Linked DNA regions of Homo sapiens: region 2 is linked to region 1. Evidence: chromatin loops called from intact Hi-C (ENCODE). Cell type or tissue: dorsolateral prefrontal cortex. All regions are shown on one strand. Each heading gives the region's core, and the rest is flanking DNA. Links, peaks and the distances in the headings are about the cores only.

Region 1 (9,218 bases), core at 674-8,673:
TCTACGATGAGGTGAGGGCCGGAGATGCGGTGGGAGGGAGCTTTCCCAACCTGAGGCCTCTCCCAGGCAGTAGGTTTTTGTTCAGTGCCCTGAGGGGAGGGAAGAGGGATTGGGGGTCCTCTCTTTTTCTTCCCTCCCTGTCATTCCTGGAGGAGGAGAGTCTTGATGTGAAATAGCATCCTACCTGGGAAGCTACCTGCTTCCCAGGAGCAGGGCTACCATTTTTCCTGAGGTTAGTCACAGGCACAACAGAGGGAGCCTACCCTAAAGCAAGGGAGGGGACCAGCATAGAAGGAAGCCAAGCCTTGTGGGTGTGTCCCTGTGAATTTCATTATCATCACGGGCCAGTGAGTATCATACCAAGAGGAGCGGTGCTGAGAGGGCAGAGTGAAGGAGTGGGAGAGTAGGGAGTGTGGGACACCAGAAGGAAAGCTTCCCTGAGGAGGTGTCTCCAGCCCCCTTCTGAAAGGACAGGGGCCATGACTGGGGAGGCAAGTAAGGACTCTCTAGGTAGAGTAGCACGGCCTTCTCCATATGTCCTCTCTCCCCTTAGCCCCAGGCCCCACACAGCAGACCACACATCTTATCTCCCCTCCTCCTCCTCAGAATACCAAACATTATGAGCTGTTAAACTACAGTGAGCATGGGACAACGGTGGACAATGTGCTGTATTCATGTGACTTCTCGGAGAAGACCCCGCCAACCCCCCCAAGCAGTATTGTTGCCAAAGTGCAGAGTGTCATCAGTAAGTTGGAGCAGAGATCTGTGGCCACAAAGCTGAGGCCCCAGTCAGGGTGGTTCTGACTTGCTGCCCATGGTCTGTCTCTTGCCTTCCCAGTCCTATTGGCCAAGCTCTACTTCCTCGTGGGCCCAGGGCAGGCCACAGAGAAGCAAGTGCTGAGTACCCCCATGTGTGTACACACCTGTGGGGACTTCAGACTCCACCAACCCTTTCTGAGCATCCTTCCTCCCTAGTCATGCAGCAGTTGGAATGGGGAGATGCAGGAGCCCAACCTTGGCAAACAGCCCACATGGGTTGGCTGCTCACTGTTCCTCTTCTGTGACCATCCCCCTTTTTCCCAGGGCGCCGCCGGCACCAGAAACAGGACGAAGAGCCAAGTGAGGAGGCAGCCATGATGAGTTCCCAGGCCCAGGGGCCGCAGCGGAGACCCTGCAATTGCAAAGCCAGCAGCTCGAGCTTGATTGGGGGCAGTGGGGCCGGCTGGGAGGGCACAGCCTTACTGCACCATGGCAGCTACATCAAGCTGGGCTGCCTGCAGTTTGTCTTCAGCATCACTGAGTTTGCGACCAAACAGCCCAAAGGCGATGCCAGCCTGCTGCAGGATGGGGTCTTGGCCGAGAAGCTCTCTCTCAAGCCCCACCAGGGCCCTGTGCTGCGCTCCAACTCTGTTCCTTAGGACTGGCGGCTACCCCGCCACTGGCCTGTACACCCACCCAAGACTCCTGCAATGCAAAAATGTACACAAACCAAGCCCGGGTGTTTTCTATACTCTACCAGAAACCCTTCAACTACAATCTTTGCATGAAATGAAGAAAACCTTTTGACTGTTTTTTAAAAATCCTTTTTCTTTTCTCAAGTTCTAGGGGGCATTTGCACATATATTTGTACTCAACATTTCATGGGAAAGCGGCAGACCTGAGCTGAGGAACAGCGTGGGCAGGGAGGGAAAGACCCAGGGTCTGGACACTTCCTCCAACACAAAACCCTTCCCCACCCACCTCCTGCTCCCTCCCCCTCGCCCACCATTGTAAAATAATCAGAAACTTGTTCTATTTTGTGGCAGTGACAATAGTTTTATATTAAAAGAAAAAATACAGTTTTCATACAGCAAAATCTATACAATATCATTGTTTTATTTAATATAAAGATCGCTACCCACCTTCCTTCCATGGTTCCCACCCTCCACGTTATTTTCCCTTTCTGCAGCGGTTGCACTACAGGTAGCTACTGTGTATTATGGACAAATGAGAAATGAATTCTTTTTCTGGCTGTCCATCTATTTTATTTCAAATAAGGAAAAGTGTATTTGGATTTTGTGTAAATACATCTAGTGATGACATTTTTTCAATGTTTTTAAAAACCGTGTACAGTACTACATGTGGTAGAGCGTTTTCTCAAATTGTCTATTGTAGCAAAAATGTTTTTGTCGTAAACCTGTTTTGTCTCCTTTTTTTGTTCTCTTGCCACTTCTCTCCTCTTCCTCCTGCCCCTGGTTCCCTCCTCTCCTCCCACCCCCACAACCAGTACCAATGTACATAGTAATTGTAATGTTTTAGACTTTACAGAAACTTTCCTGTATTCTGTATATAAAAAACAAAAATACTTCAAATTGTTTTCTGACTGTCTGTCCTACCTGTCATCACCCTTAGAGGAGACCCTCCCCTAGATCTGGGTCTAGCAGGTGGGGGGCCTTTTGAACAGGTCTCATTCCCATAGGGAAGTTTGGTAGGGGAGGTGTTGGAGAAAAGTGAGCCAGGGTGGGTGGATGACAATGGAATGACATGGGTGCGTCTGCTGGCCCGGGGGGAGCTGTTTCTCCAGAGAACCCTGACTGATAGTGGAATCTAGTCTTGACCTGTCACTTCTAGTCATGTGATCTGCAGTCACACTTCTCTACAACTGCTATTCCTCATCAAAAAACGAGTCTGCTGCATTACCTTAATTCTCAAGTCCCGGGGACCTTCATTAAACCAAATTCCATGCTTTCCTCCCAGATCTTAGTGAAAAACTCTCCAGGAAGTTTTCCTGAGGTCAGCCTCCTCAGATGGAGAGCACCTCTGTGTATATTCCAGCACTGTTTGTGTAGGTGCATCTGCTTGTGTGTCAGGATTTTGCCTTAGGGATAGAAAATGAATATTCTACCCCCAGCCTCATCCCACAGCATCTACAATGGAAACCCGAATCCGCAGTGCAGCTAAATAGGAAACTGGCCCTGGAATCTGAGGTCTGTCCCTGACTTTCATCTGCCCATGCAGGCGTCATCACTCTGCTCCCGGTGCCCTAATGGGCTTTTTGAACTCCCTAAGGACAGAAACTTGTATATCTTCCACTCGGAATTTCCAAGTCTAACTACACTGCTGGGCACACCATAAGTGCCAAATACCAGGTTCTAAATTGTACTGAATGTATCAGGCAACGGCCTTCTGCCCTGGAATGGTCTTACCCATTTGTTCCTAGCCAGCCCCACCCTTCCTGCCATCATGGTCACTTGTAATTGAGTGATGGAGCTTCTCTGCCTGTCTCTTATCACCTATGAGAACCATTCCAAAGGCAAATTTCCTCCTGAAAGGCAATAACAGATTTTACTCTCTATCTCTTCCTGCTTCCCTTCAGCCATGGAAGGCACTAGTGGGGTTGAGGTAGGGAGATACAGAGGGGGAATGAAGGAGTGAATTCTGACACCCCTTAACTGCCTGTGCCACCTTTAACAGTGTCCTCTCTAGCCTGTGTGGGGAGAACACGGAAGAATCCTAGAAGCTGGGGGCTGGATGTGAAGATAAGAAAACGAAGGATTTGGCCCAGTGCAGAGGCTCACACCTGTAATCCCAGCACTTTGAGAGGCTGAGGCAGGTGGGTCACTTAAGGTCAGAAGTTTGAGACCAACCTGGCCAACATAGTGAAAACCCTTCTCTACTAAAATACAAAAATTAGCCGGGTGTGGTGTCACACACCTGTGATCCCAGCTACTCTGGATTCTGAGGCAGGAGAATTGCTTGAACCCGGGAAGCGGAGGTTGCAGTGAGCCGGGATCACGCCACTGCACTCCAGCCTGGGCAACGAGAGTGAAACTCCGTCTCAAAAGAAAGAAAGAAAGGAAAGAAGGAAGGAAGGGAGGGAGGGAAGGAAGGAAGGAAGGAAGGGAGGAAGGAAGGAAGGGAAGGAAGGAAGGAAGGAAGGAAGGAAGGAAAGGAAAGGAAGGAAAGGAGAAGGATTTGTGCAGAAGGGAAGGAAGGAGAAGGATTTGTTCTTAGAGGGAAAAGCATCTAGGACTAGACTCAAAGACACACGTGTATTCATGTACACACCTAACTTCAGAAGGGAGGGACTGTGCTACATACACCTCGAGTAAACATATGGAGATATGCAAGCACATGCACTGGCAGAGACTACAGATGCAGGCACATACCTGGAGGGACTCTGCCAGAATGCACACAAACACCTACAAGGTGCTTACAGGAGCTCACACACAGGATCCAGAGGCACGCACACAACCCAAAGGGTGATCCTCAGGGACATGGGCACATACACACCTAGAGATCATTCACATACAAGCGTTGCAGATGCATGCACATACCTAGCGTGCACTCACAGGGTGTACGTGGACACACACACCCAGGAGTTCACACAGGCACACACCTAGGGGGCGCTCCCAGGGCCCAAGCGCACACACTCACCTCAAAGGTGTCCACAGAGGCACACGCCCCCAGGACGCCGACGCACGCCTAGGGGGCGCTCGCAGGGCCGGCGCGCACCCGCACGCGCACACGCCCCTGCCCAGCCTCCTGCCCGCCTCCGCCTTCGGAGGCTGACGCGCCCGGGCGCCGTTCCAGGCCTGTGCAGGGCGGATCGGCAGCCGCCTGGCGGCGATCCAGGGCGGTGCGGGGCCTGGGCGGGAGCCGGGAGGCGCGGCCGGCATGGAGGCGCTGCTGCTGGGCGCGGGGTTGCTGCTGGGCGCTTACGTGCTTGTCTACTACAACCTGGTGAAGGCCCCGCCGTGCGGCGGCATGGGCAACCTGCGGGGCCGCACGGCCGTGGTCACGGGTGAGTGCGGAGGCGGGTGAGTGCGAGCTGGCGGGGCGCGCGGAGAGGAGGCCGGGCCGGCGGTAGCAGCGGCCCGCCGGGCTCAGCTCAGCTCGGCTCCCGCCCGCGGTCCGCAGGCGCCAACAGCGGCATCGGAAAGATGACGGCGCTGGAGCTGGCGCGCCGGGGAGCGCGCGTGGTGCTGGCCTGCCGCAGCCAGGAGCGCGGGGAGGCGGCTGCCTTCGACCTCCGCCAGGTGAGAGGCAGCGGGGGCGCGTGGGACGGTGAGCCGAGAACCCGCCGGGACACAGAGAAGCCAGCAAAGGGGCTGCGGAGGATCCGGGTCCAGGGAGGAGAGCGCGGCGCGGGCGGCTGAGCGCGAAGAGGGAGTGCACGGAGCGCTGGGGTCACCCGAGGAAGGCGCACCAGAGCCGAGTGGGGGAGGGGCTTCCTGAAGGCCGTAATTGCAGTTCTGAGACGTTTAAGCATCAGTAGAAGTTGGGTTAATGATCAGTAGGAAAGGGAACAGCAGAGGGCACAGCATAAGCAAAGGCTCTGAGGCAAAGAGAGCTGGACTGATCTGAAAAACTGAGAAAAAGATTTAATGAGGCTGGAGCACAAAGTATGAGGAAGATGGGCAAATGAGGGGGCTGGAGAACATTCTAGAGCCTATTGAGAAGCTTGGATTTTATAGATTGGGCAGCAGAGACCAGTGGAGACCATGAACAGCCCTCAGTAGGCTCCGGACTGTCAGAATAGCCTTTGGAAGGAACTCCTTTGTGGCTGCGTGGTGCCTGGAGTGGGGGGGCAAGAGCGGGAGAGAGGAGACCAGTGAGAAGTTACAGATTTTAGGGTAAATGGTAATGGGGAAAGGAGGTGATAATAATAATAGCAAGTACCTACCCAGTGCTGCTAGAGTGTATTTTACACGTTAACTCCTTTCATCCTCACAAAAGCTCAGTGAGATTGGGACTGTTGTTATTATTATTCCCTTTACGCAGTGAGAGAACTGAGACCCAGAGAGATTAAGTATCTTGCCCAAGGTCACACTTTAGTAAAAGGCAAAGTCAGGATTTGAATCCACACACTTATCTAGTACACTCTAAGACACAGGGGCAGATTTTAGTAAACAGTAGGAGATGGACTCTCAGAATTTGGTGCCTGGGGAGAGGGAAGAGGAGAGAGATGCCTGGTGACAAGCCCAGCCCTTGCCTCTCCACAGGAGAGTGGGAACAATGAGGTCATCTTCATGGCCTTGGACTTGGCCAGTCTGGCCTCGGTGCGGGCCTTTGCCACTGCCTTTCTGAGCTCTGAGCCACGGTTGGACATCCTCATCCACAATGCCGGTGAGGGGCAGCAGGCCCTGCGTGGGGGTGGGGTGGCGGGTGGCCAGGGGCAACTGCCCCCTCCAGCGGGGGCCCTGCTGGGGCCAGTGGACACATGGGAAGGATGCCCCCTTCTCCCATCTCATAGATAGGGATGCCAAGGCTGCAGAGCTCCTTCTGGAGCAGCCGCTCACATTTAGCCTCTGCCCCAGGTATCAGTTCCTGTGGCCGGACCCGTGAGGCGTTTAACCTGCTGCTTCGGGTGAACCATATCGGTCCCTTTCTGCTGACACATCTGCTGCTGCCTTGCCTGAAGGCATGTGCCCCTAGCCGCGTGGTGGTGGTAGCCTCAGCTGCCCACTGTCGGGGACGTCTTGACTTCAAACGCCTGGACCGCCCAGTGGTGGGCTGGCGGCAGGAGCTGCGGGCATATGCTGACACTAAGCTGGCTAATGTACTGTTTGCCCGGGAGCTCGCCAACCAGCTTGAGGCCACTGGCGTCACCTGCTATGCAGCCCACCCAGGTGAGGTCTGGTTCTTTGGCTTCCGATTCCCCTCTCCTTTCCTTGCCCCATCCTGTGCCCCCCACACCACTACCGCCTCCCCACCCTCCATCCCTCATTGAGTCACAGAATCTCAGGGCAGCAAGGAAGCATAGTCCAAGGAGAGACCTGTTCCTTGCTGCTCTTGGAACCAGGTTCTCCTGGTTTAGGTTCTTCCTCTCACACCACAAGCCTGGGTCCTCAGCCCTGGGGGGTATATGGCCATGAATAAGACCTGGATTCCCACCCCCAGGAGCCATCTGCACTGACTGAACTGATAATGATGATGATGATAGCTAATAATTCATCCAAGAAGCATTTACCGAGTACCTACTCTGTATCAGGCATTACTTGCAGTGCTGGGGATATAGCAGTGAACAAAACAAAGACCCTGCCCTCATAGAGTTTGCATTCTAGTTTGGAGGAGAGGGAGACAGCCAATAAATATATACGATGAGGGGTGGTGATAGAGTGCTCTGAGGAAAAAGGAAACAGCAAGGGGCAAATGGAACGGGAATATGGTGTGGCAGTCAAGGAAGACATATCTATAAAGGTGACATTTGAACAGAGGTCTGAAAGATACATGGCTCACTGGGGAGATGCCCAGAAAAAGAGAGAACAGTGCAAATAATAAGTGCAGAGGGGCTGGAAGCGGTGGCTCATGCCTGTAATCCCAGCACTTTGGGAGGCCAAGGCTGGTAGATCACTTGAGGTCAGGAGTTCGAGACCAACCTGGGCAACATGGTGAAACCCCATCTCTAGGCTGGGCGTGGTGGCTCACACCTGTAATCCCAGCATTTTGGGAGGCCGAGGCGGGCAATCACAAGGTCAGGAGTTCGAGACCAGCCTGACCAACATGGTGAAACCCCATCTGTACTAAAAATACAAAAATTAGCCAGGTGTGGTGGCGCGCGCCTGTAATCCCAGCTACTCAGGAGGCTGAGGCAGGAGAATCGCTTTAATCCGGGAGGTGGAGGTTGCAGTGAGCCGTGATCACGCCACCGCACTCCAGCCTGGGGGACAGAGCAAGACTCCATCTCAAAAAAAAAGAAAAAAGAAAAAAAAAAGAAAACCTGTCTCTACTACAAATACAAAAATTAGCTAGGCATTGTGGCTATCACCTGTAGTCCCAGCTATTCAGGAGGCTGAGGCAGGAGAATCGCCTGAACCTAGAGGTGGACGTTGCCAGTAAGCTGAGATCTCGCCACTGTACTCCAGCCTGGGTGACAGAGCGAGACTCTGTCTCCAAAACAGAAAAAAGTAAGTGCAGAGGCCCTAAGGCAGAAGTTCCTGGTGTGCTTGAGAAAGGCTAATGTGGCTGGAACAGAGTGAGGGGGGAGAGTGGCAAGAGGTGAGGTCATAGAGAGGCACTGTGTCCTGTAGGGTTTGGAGGGAGGTTCACTATAGGCATTCTGGCTTTTACTCTGAGTGAGATAATTGGGGATCCAGAGCAACACTTTGTCTTATGGAAGAGGTTATACCAGGATAACAAGATCTGTCATATTCATATTACCATACTGCATTTTAGATAGTCACTGCCTAAGGCTCATTAGTAATTATAATAGCGATGATCACAATTAGCCTTTATTAAGTCTTTATTACACTCCATATCACTAATGTCCAAAATAGTGGCTGGTATACTGCAAGTACTTAATAAATGCTGGTTAAACAAGGAACAGGACTTGAGCTAGAAGAAAAGATGGAGAGAGACTGAGAATTGTTTCAGACATGGGACACAGCATGAACAAAATCTGGGATGTGGGGTGAACAAGCAGTCTGGATGGAAGCGAAGAGGCTTCATGCAGGAAATGAGTGAAGTCACCTCGCAGAAGCCCCGAATGCCTGGTAAATACTATCCTGGTTCCCTTGAAACCAGATTCTGTCCCTGTTCTTCTAGCTCTGTTCTATTTTTTTTGTTGTTGTTTTTTTTTTTAAAGAGACAGAGCTTGACTATGTTGCCCAGTCTGGTCTCAAACTCCTGGGCTCAAGTGATCCTCCTGCTCCGCCTCCCGAGTAGCTGTGACTGTAAATACACACCACTGTGCCTAGCCCGACTCCTTTCTTTCTTCCTGCCTACAGGGCCTGTGAACTCGGAGCTGTTCCTGCGCCATGTTCCTGGATGGCTGCGCCCACTTTTGCGCCCATTGGCTTGGCTGGTGCTCCGGGCACCAAGAGGGGGTGCCCAGACACCCCTGTATTGTGCTCTACAAGAGGGCATCGAGCCCCTCAGTGGGAGATATTTTGCCAACTGCCATGTGGAAGAGGTGCCTCCAGCTGCCCGAGACGACCGGGCAGCCCATCGGCTATGGGAGGCCAGCAAGAGGCTGGCAGGGCTTGGGCCTGGGGAGGATGCTGAACCCGATGAAGACCCCCAGTCTGAGGACTCAGAGGCCCCATCTTCTCTAAGCACCCCCCACCCTGAGGAGCCCACAGTTTCTCAACCTTACCCCAGCCCTCAGAGCTCACCAGATTTGTCTAAGATGACGCACCGAATTCAGGCTAAAGTTGAGCCTGAGATCCAGCTCTCCTAACCCTCAGGCCAGGATGCTTGCCATGGCACTTCATGGTCCTTGAAAACCTCGGATGTGT
Region 2 (9,218 bases), core at 1,219-9,218, 150 kb after region 1:
GAGAAACCTTGTCTCTATTAAAAATACAAAATTAGCTGGGCATGGTGGCGCATGCCTGTAATCCCAGCTACTCGGGAGGCTGAGGCAGGAGAGTTGCTTGAACCTCGGAGGCGGAGGTTGTGGTGAGCCGAGATCGCGCCATTGCACTCCAGCCTGGGCAACGAGTGAAACTCAGTCTCAAAAAAAAAAAAAAAAAAAAACAAAAGTTGGGTGTGATGGCACATACCTGTAGTCCCAGCTGCTTGGGAGGCTGAAGTGGTAGGATTCCTCAAGCCCGAGAGTTTACGGCTGCAGTGCCAGTATCTGGGTGACAGGAGTGAGACCCCCATCTCTAAATGAAAAAACTATTTTTTTAAAAAAAGAAAACTGAGGCCGGGTGTGGTGGCTCACACCTGTAATCCCAGCACTTTGGGAGGCTGAGGCCAGCTGGATCACCTAAGGTCAGGAGTTCGAGACCAGCCTGGCCAACATGGTGAAAACCCGTCTCTACTAAAAATACAAAAATTAGCCAGGCATGGCAGCGGGCGCCTGTAGTCCCAGCTACTCAGGAGGCTGAGGCACGAGAATCACTTGAACCTGGGAGGCAGAGGTTGCAGTGAGCCAAGATCGCGCCACTGCACTCCAGCCTGGATGACGAGAAAAAACTCCGTAAAAAAAAAAAAGAGAAAAGAAAATTGAGGCTTGGCACAGTGGCTCACCTCTGTAATCCCAGCACTTTGGGAAGTGAAGGCCAGCCAGATCACCTAAGGTCAGGAGTTTGAGACCAGCCTGGCCAACATGGTGAAATCCCGTCTCTACTAAAGATACAAAAATTAGCCAGGCATGGTGGCAGGGGCCTGTAATCCCAGCTACTCGGGAGGCTGAGGCAGGAGAATCGCTTGTGAACCCGGGAGGCAGAGGTTGCGGTGAGCTGAAATCGTGCCACTGCACTCCAGCCTGGGCAAAAAGAGTGAGACTCTGTCTCAAAAAAAAGATTATATATATATGTGTGTATATATATATATAATTATAATATCTATATGTATACATATAATATCTATATATATAATTATATAATATATATATAGATTATATATATACACATATAGATTCCACAAGATGGGGGATTCAGGGAGGGTAGAATCAGACCCTTGGCGGCAAGAGTCCGCAGGTGGCTTCCTGAATGCTGACGGAGCTAAAGCACCAGCCTTCTTTCTTGAGCACACCCTTTTCTGTAGGGTGCTTTTGTTTTTTTATTTTTTTTCAGACGGAGTCTCACTCTGTCGCCCAGGCTGGAGTGCAGTGGCGCAATCTAGGCTCACTGCAGGCTCCACCTCCTGGGTTCACACCATTCTCCTGCCTCAGCCTCCTGAGTAGCTGGGACTACAGGCGCCCGCCGCCATGCCTGGCTAATTTTTGTATTTTTAGTAGAGATGGGGTTTCACCATGTTAGCCAGGATGGGGGTGCTTTTTTTTCCTTGAGATAGTCTCTTGCTCTGTCGTTCAGGCGGGCAGTGGCACGATCTTAGCTCACTGCAACCTCCACCTCCCGGGTTCAAGTGATTCTCCTGCCTCAGCCCCATGAGAAGCTGGGACTACAGGTGTGCGCCACCATGCCCAGGTAATTTTTGTATTTTTAGTAGAGACGGGGTTTCGCCATGTTGGTCAGGCTGGTCTTGAACTCCTGATCTTGTGATCCGCTCGCCTCAACCTCCCAAAGTGCTGGGATTACAGGCGTGAGCCACTGTGCCTGGCCGAGGGTGTTCTTTTGTGAAAGTGTTTTGACTCCTTTATGCCTCATGCCACCCCTGTGAAAGGAAGCTGTCTTCTGCCTGTGTCAGATAAGATCTGCAGTCGGCCCAAAAGCGGAGCTAGACATTAGTAAAGTACAGCGCTTCCTCCAGAGTGAATGATTCCTGGGCTGAGGTAGATCCTTGGGGAGTGCAGCTCACACTTTTATTGCAGAACATGGCCTGAATTCTGCAAGTTATGACTAGCACTGAATAAGGTCCAGGTGTGCAAGGCTTGCAGAGTATGGGGTTAACAGCCCCATTGTTTGCATGCAACTCTAGGAGGCACCATCTAGACTATGTGAATGTGACCCCCGGAAGCATGCAGTGACAGTGTATTTATTTATTTAGAGACGGAGTCTCACTATGTTTCCCAGGCTGGAGTTCAGCTCACTGCAACCTCCACCTCCCAGGTTCAAGTGATTCTTCTGCCTGGGCCTCCCAAGTAGCTGGGACTACAGGTGTGCACCACCATGCCCAACTAATTTTTTTTTTTTTTTTTTGAGATGGAGTTTTGCTCATTGTTGCCCAGGCTGGAGTGCAGTGGTGCGATCTCAGCTCACTGCAGACTCTACCTCCCAGGTTCAAGCAATACTCCTGTCTCAGCCTCCCAAGTAGGTGTGATTATAGGCACCTGCCACCACGCCCAGCTAATTTTTGTATTTTTAGTAGAGACTTTTGTTTCACCATGTTGGCCAGGCTGGTGTTGAACTCCTGACCTCAGGTAATCCGCCCTCCTTAGCCTCCCAAAGTGTTGCGATTACAGGTGTGAGCCACTGTGCCCGGCTCCTTATATTTTTTTGTAGATACGGGGTGGCTCCCTTTGTTGCCCAGGGTCATCTCCAACTCAGGCTCCCAAAGTGCTGGGATTATAGGCATCAGCCACTGTGCTCGGTCAGGTGTGTAGCTGGGATTCTGGAAAGGTGTTTCAGCCTGTTGCCTGAAAGCATTTATGCTGCTGGAGCCCATGGTTGCCTCTACCAGTCTCCAGGCATCACCGTACCAAGACGGTTTATCTGGTGAAGAAGCCCAGCTCTAGTTTCTCACCTAGGCAGGAGGGCCCCATTTCTCCCTAGATAAGTAAGTCAATTTGACCTTTTTGAAAAGAAAGATTGGGCCGATGATGACCTCCCCAGCCTGGCTCACTGAGGCTTAGTCCTGTCCTGTCACCCCATAAAGGGTTTTTTTTTTTTTTATTCTCCCTGTCGCCAGGCCGGAGTGCAATGACGCGATCTTGGCTCACTGCAACCTCCGCCTCCCGGGTTCAAGTGATTCTCCTGCCTCAGCCTTCTGAGTAGTTGGGACTACAGGTGCGTGTCACCACACCAGCTAATTTTTTTTTGTATTTTTAGTAGAGACGGGGTTTCACCATGTTAGCCAGGATGGTCTTGATCTCCTGACCTCGTGATCCGTCCACCTCAACCTCCCAAAATGCTGGGATTACAGGTGTGAGTGAGCCACTTCGCCCAGCCCAAGGCCTTTTTTTTTGAGACAGGGTCTGGCTCTGCCACACAGGCTGGAGTGCAGTAGCGCAATCTCTGCTCACTTTAACCTCTGCCTCCTGGGCTCAAGCCATCCTCCCACCTCAGCCTCCTGAGTAGCTAGTCGTGTGCAGCAGAGGCTGAGTTTTTTTTTTTTTTGTTTAAACCCTCAGCCTCTGCATGGGAAAAGAAAGAACTACAGTCCTTGAACCTTCCCTTACTAATGATTCTCGTACATACAGCCTCTTCTCAGGGCTAGGCAAGACAGTAAGGCACTGTGTGCTGACCAGTTCATTTAATCTTTACAACAAATCTGGGAGGTGAGCCGCATTTCACCAGTGACGGTAATGGAGGCCCTGTGTAGCTCAGAAACTTGCCAAAAGCAAGCACAAGGACCCACACCTATTGCCACAACTAGAGGGAGCTACAATTTCTAGGGACTACTGGAGTTTAAAACAGAATCGAGGCCCTGTCCGAACCCGCGGAAGAATCACTGATAAGTCAGTCTCCTCTGTTCATGTTTCATAGGTGAAACGTGGATAATCACATGCACCCACTGAGGCCCGTTAAGAAAAGCCGATGAGAGACAGGAGAAAATCCAAGTGCCTTGAACATCTTGAAGGCCCCTTTTGCTCAACACCCAGTCCCTGGATGTGGCTGGGGTTCGGAGTTAGAAAGCATTCACTAAGCACTTACTCTGGGCCAAGAACATGCACTGCCTCATTAACTCTTCTCTAGAGCCCACAAAGCCAGTTACTGTGCTAAAAAGTATTTCACTTGACAGTTCTTTTCAATGAAATAATAATGCACGTAAAGTGCTTAGCAGTGTCGGTGCTTATTACCATTAGACCAAGAAAGCCCTGCCTAGGGTAGAAGCACTAATCTGGTGGGGCTGACCAGGGACTCCAGCCTTATGAAACATCTAGGCCATACACTTCCCGCATTTCATCGGCAGAGGGCAGTGGCAGGGACCGTCTTCCACACAAAGCCCGATGCAGTTTTCCCGGCGTCCATCAGAGGGCGAGCCAGCAGGTAAGCTGGATCCTGGGGCCAGACCCAGGCAGCGGCCCTTCTCTGACTGGTCCTTTCTTTGCCTTCAGTTTGGTTGAGCCTCCCAGGGACCTAACCAACCCAGGTAAGTCAGGCTGGAAGCAAATTAATAAATACAATTCCGGATTTATTAAAAATCAGGGCTCCCCTGCTGTGCCCTCCTGGCACTAAGGAAATAAATAACCAGAGGGGGCACAGCTAGGTAAAGGGGGAAAAAATCAGATCTCAAGACAGACTCTTTGAACTACCCTTTCTCCCTCCCCAATTCCCACCCCCTTATGGCTCTTGGGACATAGCACCTGAGCAGGCACCTCAGTCCGTGTAGAGTGTGACCGGCACCAAGGCATGTCTGCCCTACCCAAGAAGGGAGACAGGCCCTGGGGTCACTTGTTTCCAGCCCTTCATGACCCCAAGACCTGTTCCCCACAGGGGCCAGGGCTGAAGCACCAATTGGAGGCACCTGAGGGTGGTGGCTGGGGGAGGGAGGATGGGGTAACAGAACCTAGGCAGCAGAAGCAGCTGACGGGGGTCCGGCCCCCTCTCCAAGTTCAGCCAGTGCCTGACTGAGGTCATGCCCCATCGTCCTTTCCCCTCGAACCCCACCTGCACTCAGCTGAGGATCTTCCGGGGCAGTTCAACAGCAGCACGGATGAAGACTGCATCATCCCGCACATAGTTTCGCTTTCGAATGTCCTGGTGGGAGATGAACTTGGGATAACCAAAGCCCAGAGAACTCTCATCCAGGGAGCCCCGCCACGTGCCTGGCTTCTGGAAATTCTTCCAGTTTGGGTCGGGGTGGAAGGTCTCAGTGACGTGCTGTGGTTTAGCCAGCCCAGGGTCGCTCTGATCCAGCAGGGAGAAGGTGACACGGCGGGCAAAGGGCCACTCAAGGAGATTGTCAAAGGCACCAGGCAGCACACGAATGTACAGTGAGAGGTGTGTGCCCTCACCACTGCCATTGCCATTGAGGAATGCAGACACCTGCAGCTTGTAACCATACTTATGTGTGTAGAAGGCTGGGCTGAAGCACTCAAGGTTGGGCTTGGCCTTGGCCTCCTGTAGCCGCCGTCCATAGCTGCCAATCTTCCAGATGAGCACGCCATCACTGCCCACTGATAGCTCCTCCAGCTCTCGCCGAAGCTCCTGCAGCTCCTGCCGTTGCCGGCTCACCAGGGCACACATCATGGCCAGATGTGGCTTCACACTCTCCTCCACATGCCGTGCCATTGCCAGCTTAGGGCACTGTTGGCAAAGCCCCAGGCCATGGGGGAAGGGAGGAGAGTTATCAGTAGGGGGAGGTCCAGGGAGAGGAGAGGAGTGGGTACAGGGTAGCAGGCACCCAGCTCTACGTGAGGAAGACAGAGGGTGTTAGGAAGAGGCTGGAGCTGGCAGCAGAGGGAAGGACTGAGGGTTTCAGAGCAGCACAGCAGGGACCACCAAGGCCTAAGTACATCAGAAGCTGAGCCTCTGTCTAGGGCTTCAAGGGCAAAAGGGGGCTGACAGGAAAAGGGGCATCTCACCCTGTGCTTGCAGCCGGAGTCTTTGAATGGGCAGAGCACCAGGGCGGTGTTACAGCTGTCCTTCAGATGGCCTGGCAGGTCCTCCCGAGCCACAGTGCCCACACCACATTGGTTGGGGCAGGCAACAGGCAGCCTTGGGCACTGGTACTGGTGGCTCTGGGGCCACAGAAGTAGAGAGGCAGGAGTCAATATCCTGACTACCTGTCACCTACCCTGCAACCCACAGTTCAGGGAAGGCCTCACCTGGATGGTGTCAAAGACGAACTCCTTAGTGCAGTAGGTGCAGGGCTGAGTGCGCTTGGGGCACTCAGAGGTGGCATGCTGGGCCAGCAGCCGCCGCATCATGCGGGCACCACACTTATTCTCACAGTAGACACTCTCCTGGGGGCACATACCCTCATGGCTCTGGAAATGTCAGAGGTGCTGAGTTAAGAGATGCCTAGGCCATCAGGTACCCCCTCCTCCACATTCAGCCAGACCCCACCCACCTCATAGGCCTCCCCACTGAAGTCACAGCCACAAAACTCGCACTTGAGGCGCCGCTTGGGGCAGTCATGCTGCAAGTGTGCAGGTAGATCACGGCGGCTCAGCTTCATGGGGCAGCGATTAGGGCAGGGAATGACATTGAAGCTGCAGGTATTCAGGTGGCCCTGGTGGGAAGGCTGCAATTAGTGCCTGCCAAGGGAGAGGTGGTGCCAGCCCTCACATCAGAGCCTCACCTGTAGATGACGTAGTGGCCCACTCCAGCGGCAGCCCTCCTCACTGTGGATGCAGCGGATAGGCAGGCCCAATACTTGTACTTCCAGCTCCGGGTCTGGGTAGATCTGGGGGTAGGGATGGGGGAACTGGCCAGGGTCAGAGCTGACTGCAGTGCCCAGTTCCCACCCCTAGACCCAACTGGGCTGGCTCTACCTTGGAGCCTGTAATAGCCTCTCTTGGGCTCTTTGCCCCTCTTGAGTCCAGGGATGAAGGGCACAGCAGGCAGCATCTGCTCTGATGCTGGGTCCTAACATGCCTGCACAGGACGCTTCCTTTGAAGAGGCAGCCAATCAGCCTGCTCAATCCCAGGCTGTCCCTGGGGCTCTGCTTCCTTTCCCCTGGTGGAGGGATACTGGCCCTCAGCCACAGGTCTGGCTTGCCACCGGAAGGGGAGGGAACACTTCTTGCGGGCACAGAGCAGCTCTGTGCACCCCTACAGGCTGGGCATTGTGCATGCCCTCCAGGGCAAACAGGGGCCTCGTTTGCAAACTGGCCTGGTGGGAGGGAACAGGCTACCTTTGTGGAGGCGCACCATCCCAAGGCTTTTGGTTGACACTGGCCCTGAGCCCACTGGCTGCCAGCAGCTCCGGCCTCCAAGGGCAACAGACTGTGCTTGGGCTTCTTCCTGGCAGTGTGGACTCACCTTGGCATAGTCCAGAGGAAGCTGGTCCTCAGGGCACTTGAAGACTCCTTCACTGAAATGGGGGAGGGGCAGGAAAAAGGTTTCTCATTAGGGGAAAGGGAGGCCTGGCCCCACCCCCTCCACTGAGGCAGCCTCCCTTCCTCACCAGACCGGTTCCCAACCAGCCTAGATGAGACAAAAGGGCAAGCAGAGGCCTGAGGGGCTCTACTTCCCCAGGATCCCAGAAGACCCCAGCCCCTGTCCTGGGAAGGGGGGTCTGGGCCTAGAGGAGGCACAGACAGCTGCCTCAGTCAGGACTTGGCCAACAGGTGGCAGCTGGCACCCCCTCCCCCAGGATGGCAGCTGGACTGGGAAAGGAACACGCTGCACAGTCACCCCCTCCCCCTAGGTTAGTTTTCATTGGCTGCGCTGAAAGCTGACTGGGAGGGGGAACAGGGATGGGCTGAGATTAAGTGCGAAGGCTGCCCAGTCCCCAGGAAGGTCCTCTGCCAAGAACCAGGGCAAAGGTCAGCTTGCGGCCACCTTACCCTGCCCTGCTCCTTTGAGGGTGTGTCTCCCACAGAAAAGGGGAGGAAAGGCATGCTCCTTGGCACCTGTTTACATTCCCACCCGGCCCTTGCCACCTGCCTCTGAGAAGGGGTGGAATGCCCCCATTTTACAGATGAAACGAAGAGGCTTACAGGTGAAGCAGCACCTGGCTATGTGTGTCTGACTCCACAGCTCAGACAGGCTCTACTACACCACACACACAAGGAAGAGAAGCTGGGGCAAGGAAAAATGTCCAGCAAGCACAGCTAAGACTCTGGGCACTGCTCAGTGGGCTTCTGAAGCCTGGTGACCGTCCCCTCCTGCTAGCTGCCCGCCTTCTCCTGCACCAAACCCTACCTGGCCGTCAGCACCCAAGGAGCCTGTTGGCATGCTTCTTTCTGTCGACATGCCCTTGCTGACCCCAGCCAGGGCCAGTCACACATGCCTGGCATGGCTCAGGCAGAGCAATGGCTCACCCAGCAGGACTCAGGGCCCTGGGGCAGGGCATTCCTGGCAGGTCTGAGTCAGGTAGGTGGAAGGCAGGCAGGGATCCAGGCGGAACCAGAGCCCACATGGGAGCCCAGTTCTAGAGGCACTCTCCAGGACCCAGGCAGTCCATGCCCCAACTGCCCCAAGGATTTCTAGCACCCACCTCCTCCCCTTGATCCCACTACCACTGGCCATGCTTCAATGCCAAGGACAATACAACCACAGGCACTGAAGGGGTGTGTCTGCCCACAGGGCAACCAGCCTTCCTGGGCCAACCTAACAGCTCAGGCAGGAGTGGGGAAAGAGGGGTGGGCCCAGGGGGAGGGGGTCCACTTGGCTGCTTCAGGAATGTGCTGACTGAGTGGTTTTGGAGAAAGGGAGGGGACAGAGGCAAGTCCCTAGGCTTCAGGCAGAAGCTTAGCCTGCAGCTTGGGGCCCAGCCAGGGCTGTGGACACCCTCACTTGTGCTTGTACCGTGGCGGGTGAGGAGCAGGGACCACCCAACCACCTCTCTCCCCTTCAGAAGCCTCAGCAGCACAGCTCAGGCACTGGGGGATGGGGGACAGGCAGGGCAGAGGCTGCTCCAGGCTGTGCAGTGGAGGCCAAGGCCCAGGGAAGAAGACAGGATGGGGGGAGGGGGTGTGGGAGTGGGAGAGGAAGAGGGGATTTCCGGGAGGGGGAGTGGCAGAGAGGGGGGCCAAGAAGGTGGTGGAAGGAATCCGGCCTGACGGCCCCCTCCCCCGCTCCTTTCCCGAGGCAGTCAGGGTGGGTCAGCTGTGGGGGGGTCGGGGGGCTCAGCTGGCCTCATCTGGAACCCAGAGGGCCGGGGAAGAGCAGTGGCGGAGACAATGGGGCTGTGTCTGTAGGAGAGTAAATGTGTACACTGCCGAGGGGGAGGGGGCAGTCCTGCAGCTTGTGCCGGAGCATATGTGAGGGCAGGAGCCGGCCCAGGCTGTGGGGAACAGAAAACAAAGGGCCT

The links. A loop is a pair of places that touch in the nucleus more often than their neighbours do. Peaks named below come from ENCODE experiments on the same cell type or tissue, not always from the same donor. Only the 100,000 strongest peaks of a DNase experiment are listed, where the experiment ranks them.
Region 2: a loop joins it to region 1, with 2.5 times the contacts of the local background. A loop is called at or near these places in 18 of 110 quality-filtered maps.

Annotation. Positions count from the first base shown.
Region 1 is chr17:28,898,383-28,907,600 of GRCh38, reverse strand. It overlaps DHRS13 (dehydrogenase/reductase 13), which reads left to right and starts at 4,522. Exons shown (of 5, transcript NM_144683.4): 1 at 4,522-4,783; 2 at 4,900-5,018; 3 at 5,985-6,108; 4 at 6,300-6,611; 5 at 8,709-9,218. The coding sequence starts at 4,657. The coding sequence ends at 9,160. PHF12 (PHD finger protein 12) reads left to right here. Exons shown (of 15, transcript NM_001033561.2): 13 at 1-11; 14 at 607-745; 15 at 1,084-2,351. The coding sequence ends at 1,418. RefSeq lists an enhancer at 1,255-1,755 and silencers at 4,300-4,929, 5,431-5,623. In dorsolateral prefrontal cortex, for the core only: CTCF peaks have their summits at 4,237 and 4,445; DNase peaks (open chromatin) are centred at 1,060, 4,550 and 5,020; H3K4me3 peaks cover 2,288 bases; H3K27ac peaks cover 4,553 bases.
Region 2 is chr17:28,745,269-28,754,486 of GRCh38, reverse strand. TRAF4 (TNF receptor associated factor 4) reads right to left here. Exons shown (of 7, transcript NM_004295.4): 2 at 7,223-7,274; 3 at 6,540-6,644; 4 at 6,309-6,470; 5 at 6,064-6,225; 6 at 5,821-5,976; 7 at 3,531-5,542. The coding sequence ends at 4,910. Among named protein-coding and RNA genes, the nearest start is that of TRAF4, 5.9 kb to the right of the region's middle. RefSeq lists an enhancer at 6,397-7,396. In dorsolateral prefrontal cortex, for the core only: CTCF peaks have their summits at 4,029, 4,232 (motif pointing right), 6,791, 7,024 and 2 weaker places; DNase peaks (open chromatin) are centred at 4,246, 7,049, 7,596 and 9,156; H3K4me3 peaks cover 3,905 bases; H3K27ac peaks cover 6,804 bases.